Regions from separate parts of the Homo sapiens genome. Here region 1 is linked to region 2. A link is a loop called in an ENCODE intact Hi-C map of the cell type or tissue named here. Cell type or tissue: endothelial cell of umbilical vein. All regions are shown on one strand. Region 1 has its middle 240 kb from the start of MIR2054. Region 2 overlaps FAT4 (FAT atypical cadherin 4).

Region 1 (2,500 bases), 320 kb before region 2:
TCCAGGCAGTAAGTTGTAGGTATTAAGAACATGAACTCTGTAGTGACACTTCTTTACTTCAAATTCTAGCTTTGTTTATTTATTCACTTTCAGACCTTGAGAAAGTTACTTCATTTTCTGTTTTTATAAAAGAGAAATAAAAAATAATACTTAACTCGGACAAGTTGTTTAGAGAGTTACATAAATTTGCATTTGCTAATAATTTAACAAAGTACCATTTAAGTGCTTATATTAATTTATTAGTGACTATTTTAAGTAATTATTGCTGTTTAAATTAATAATTGAGAGGTAAGCAGATATGCTGGTTTTTATCTACTATACATTTATTTCATATATCACTATTAATCTGTATTGTACATTATTTTACTTTGCATTTGAAAAATCATACTAAAAACTGAAAGAGATTTCTATAATGGAAAAATCACTAAGGAATGGGATTCTAGTCCTATTAAATCATATAGCAATCAAAAGACAATTTGAAGCCCGTCACTGTTTGACAACAAGTTGGGTATTATCCTGTAGAAATTTAAAAACCAGAATTGTATAAATCCAGTACAAGAAGGAACCCTAGGGAGAACTTGGTCTTTCCCGTCACTTTTTGATTGAGGAGACTGACTGAGGTGTTTGGGTAACTATCTGAGATCTCGCAATTGTAGCAAAGTCAGCACTAGAAAGCAGTATTCCCTCTCCCAGTCAAAAAACTAATGTGTTTCCGGTCCAACATTGTGCCTTCCTAGAAGCCTTTCATTGCACCATGCTTTTCACTACATTCAATCACCCCCAAAACACTCTGAATTTAGACTTTGATACCTTAGCACAGTGATTCTATCTGCCAAACATTGGTTTAGTTTCAGCAGTATTGCCATCTTTGCACAGGAGAGTTTCTGTAACTATTAGTATTGAAATGCAGAATTGTATTACTTTTTTTTTTGAGACAAGGTCTGGCTCTACTGCCCACGCAGGAGTGCAGCATGCAGAAACATGATCTCAGCTCACTGCAACCTCTGCCTTCTAGGTTCAAGCCATCCTCCTACCTCAGCCTCCCAAGTAGCTGGGATTACAGGCACATGCCACCATGCCCGGAGAATTGTCGTATTTCTAGTAGAGATGGGGTTTCGCCATGTTGCCCACTCTGGTCTCGAACTCATGAGCTCAAGCGAGCTGCCCACCTCAGCCTCCCAGAGTGGTGAGATTAGAGGCGTGAGCCACTGCTGTATTACTACTTAATTTAAAAGATCAAAAGAACTAAATAAAAGTGCCACAACTGGTTATTAAAATCATTGGCTCATAATATTAATTTATTTGAGGTAATGATAGGAGTTCCTTGTACTTTTCAATCTGCATCTCAAAGAGTGATCATCTGTTCCAAAGTATTCAATGAATACTTGTGAAACTGAATTGAACAAAAGTGAATTGAATTGAATTGAATTGAATCGAATCAAGTGATCCACCCACACTGGAAACTGTATTTACTCTATGAGACCACTAGGAGGAGATGCAATTTAGAATATTAAATTATTGCTGGGAAACCACAGATGACATCTTTTCTCCACCCTGAGTCTTATTTAGGTATTGAAATTTAAACCAATGTTGTAGTTGGCATTCGAGAAGATGAAAACAGGCCATCACTAAAGAAAAAAAGATCTTTTACTAGGTTAGGTAAAACGATAATGTATTCTTTATTTTGAATAAAAATATGTCAGTGCTGAGGCACCAGTGTAGGTTTATTGGGGAAGGGATAGTCTGGGGAAGGCCTTGAGAATGTCCCTGCAGTGCAAGAAAGATAATTGTCCTTTTTTAAACAATGTTCTTCAGAAATGAGAAAACCTATCTTGGTCTGAATTCCCTATAAACAAAGAAACAAACAAAACCCCGCCTGGTTATTAATCTTAAAATGCTATATACAACACAGATGGTGGTAATGAAAGATGCAGTTCAATCCTTCTCTATTAATGAAAAGTTTTAAACTGTGTAATTGCTGTACTATTTCATTTCATCCTTTTCTGTCATTTTAGTAATATATCTAAGCCAAACAAAGAAGTGTCTACAATAAATTACTATAAGAGAATACTGTTTTCTCAAGCATAAATCTGATGAGAATGGAACTTTAATGATTCTGACTGTGCCTATGTAGCCTTACATGGAACCATTAGATCAACAAAGCCAGCTGTTTTTAAGTTCCATCAGGAGTCAGTATTAAAATAAAAGTAAATATTAAGTCTGAATCTAATTCTATTTTATAAATATTGTCAATTTTTTAAATACTTTGCTTGATTCTCTTTTTAATTTTAACTTCTTCGACTTGATTATAAAATATTTTTTCTTCTTTTGTATGTCAGATAGTATGTTTCTCCCTGGAAATAAGGTTCTTTAAACTACCCTCATGATTCTACCTACCACGTTTAACCTCTAAGGGCTCCAGGATATATCAAAGAAGAATTATGGCAGGACTATAGAATGATTTTCTATACATTTACTTAAGCATATTATAAATGTGAAG
Region 2 (2,500 bases):
GTGACCTTTGCTCCAGTTTCCAAGAAGTTCCTCATCTCCATCTGTGACCACCTCAGCCTGGACTTCATTTTCCATAACACCTCAGCATTTTGGTCAAAGCCATTCAAAAAGTCTGTAGGAAGTTCCAAACTTTCCAACATTTTTCTCTCTTATTCTGAACCCTCCAAACTGTTCCAGTCTCTGCCAGTTACCCAGTTCCAAAGTCACTTTGGTATTTTTACAGCAGTGCCCTACTCTCTCTGATATCAGTAACCTGTATTAGTCTGCTGTCATGCAGCTAATAAAGACATACCCAAGACTGGGTAATTTATAAAGGAAAGAGGTTTAATTGACCCACAGTTTGGCATGGCTGGGAAGGCCTCAAGAAACTTACAATCACAGCGGAGGGGGAAGCAATCACGTCTTTCTTCACATGGTGGCAGGAGAGAGAAGTGCTGAGCAAAGGGGGAAAATCCCCTTATAAAACCATTAGATCTCATAAGAACTCACTCACTATCAGGAGAACAGCATGGAGGTAACTGCCCCCATGATTCAATAACTTTCCACCAGGTCCCTCCCATGACACATGGGGATTATGGGAACCACAATTCAAGATGCGATTTGGTGGACACACAGGCAAACCATATCACTAACTGTAATCAGAACTTATTTATAAAGTGCATTAAATTAGCACCATAGTTTGATTTTAATTAATGCAAAATGATAATTGGCAGTGATAATTACCAATATTATCATCTTCTAGGCATAAAGCCTAACAAATTCTTTATATCTTCTTTATTTAACAATTAAATTTAAACAATGTCTAAATTTAAGCTTATTTTCAAAATACCAATATTGAAATTACTGATTCCACTTAATTTGGCTTCATTTAAAAATGTTTTCAAACATTTATTTATTTGGGGAAAGAAAAATAGCAGTTGAATGTTTCATTTATTAAAGTGAAATGAATAAAGTAAAAAAGAAAATATTTTTTAAATTGCATATTTATAAATTTATTTCATGGAGAGAGTCAGCAATATATTTTAAGGAATATCCTGATTTCCTTAAAAAAATTTAATAAATATGATATGGATGAGCAAGAATTTAGTTGAAAGGCAGAAATTCTAAATATTATACCTGACTTTGCTACTACCTGGGTCTGCAAGTTCTAGCACACTGCTTATCTATCCCAGCCTTCAATTTTCTTATCTGGAAAATAAAGGAAGTGGACTGGCTCATCTCCAAGAAACCTCCTGGCCAAAAAAAAACCATCACTTAATGTCAGATTTCTCTAACTTAGAATTTTTTCATATGTAGCTTTCTTTAAAAACTCCTCTGAGTATAACTGTAGCATCCCCAAAGTGTCATACCAGTTTGTTTTACTGCTTTCTCGCACATTAATTCAGTTCCCTGAAAGAGTAGTGGCAGATATTAATGCCTCACAGCATTTAAATTTATTTTTGAGGGTATAATCTCATCTTGAGTTAAAAAAATTCTAAAAGGTCTGGACAAATTACTTGCGTAAGTATATATCTGTTGGAATAATTTATGTGAACACCAAAATTTCCATAATAAAATTTAAAACAAGCAAATTTTTCATATTAAGTTGGTGTGAAATGATGGGCCCTTATATTTAAGCTATGTGAAACCAATTGCCACGTGTGCTTAGAAAGTGCTTAGATATGTGGGAGATATGGAAGATTCACAATTGTTTGCTTTGGGAAAACCAGGTATAAAAGAATTGTCGAATGGTGAAACTATTCAGGCCAGGCGCAGTGGCTCACGCCTAGCACTTTGGGAGGCCAAGGCAGATGGATTGTCTGTGCTCAGGGGTTCGAGACCAGCCTGGCAACATGGTGAAACCCTGTCTCTACTAAAATAAAAAAAAATTAGCCAGGCATGTGCCTGTAGTCCCAGTTACTTGGGAGGCTGAGGCAGGAGAATTGTTTGAACCCGGGAGGCGAAGGTTGCAGTGAGCCAAGATCATGCCACTACACACCAGCCTGCACAACAGAGTGAGACTCCCTCTCCAAAACAAACAAACAAACAAAAACTATTCAGAAGCATGTAGTTTCTGCTCATGCAGGTTTTGAATTAAATCTTATGAACCAGAGTAAGAAAAGGTGGATAGTAAAGCACAGAGTAGCAATACGACCTGTCTAGAAACGTCTAATAGATAACAGAATTGAATCAGAGCCAGAAGGTTCAGGGGAAAGTCATGAGAATATAGCTCAAGCAGTATTTTAAGCACTTGAAACTGAATTAAAGCCATAAAATGCTTCACTGGGTCCTTACATGTGACTGCAATTTGTCACATCACACTAAACACCACAAAGCTTTAAACACTTGTGCTGCTTTTCAAAAGAGAGGTCACTTTGAATGACCACAGCCAATGTAGCAAAAACTTCTGGAATTTCAGCCATGAATTAAAAATGATTTGCACTTTTTTCTTTTGGAAGTTTCTTTAAAAAAATCTGCAAACAATGAATATATAACAATAAACTAAATATAAGTATGTTAA

Evidence for each region. Hi-C counts contacts between places; a loop is a spot of excess contacts. Peaks named below come from ENCODE experiments on the same cell type or tissue, not always from the same donor. Only the 100,000 strongest peaks of a DNase experiment are listed, where the experiment ranks them.
Region 1: a loop joins it to region 2, with 4 times the contacts of the local background. A loop is called at or near these places in 6 of 110 quality-filtered maps.

The regions. Positions count from the first base shown.
Region 1 is chr4:125,741,041-125,743,540 of GRCh38, reverse strand. No RefSeq gene overlaps it. Among named protein-coding and RNA genes, the nearest start is that of MIR2054, 240 kb to the right of the region's middle. In endothelial cell of umbilical vein, a CTCF peak has its summit at 1,508 (motif pointing right); a DNase peak (open chromatin) is centred at 1,580; H3K27ac peaks cover 880 bases.
Region 2 is chr4:125,420,458-125,422,957 of GRCh38, reverse strand. The region is part of intron 7 of FAT4 (FAT atypical cadherin 4); the gene reads right to left. Among named protein-coding and RNA genes, the nearest start is that of MIR2054, 86 kb to the left of the region's middle. In endothelial cell of umbilical vein, no CTCF peak of the experiment used is centred here; a DNase peak (open chromatin) is centred at 1,227.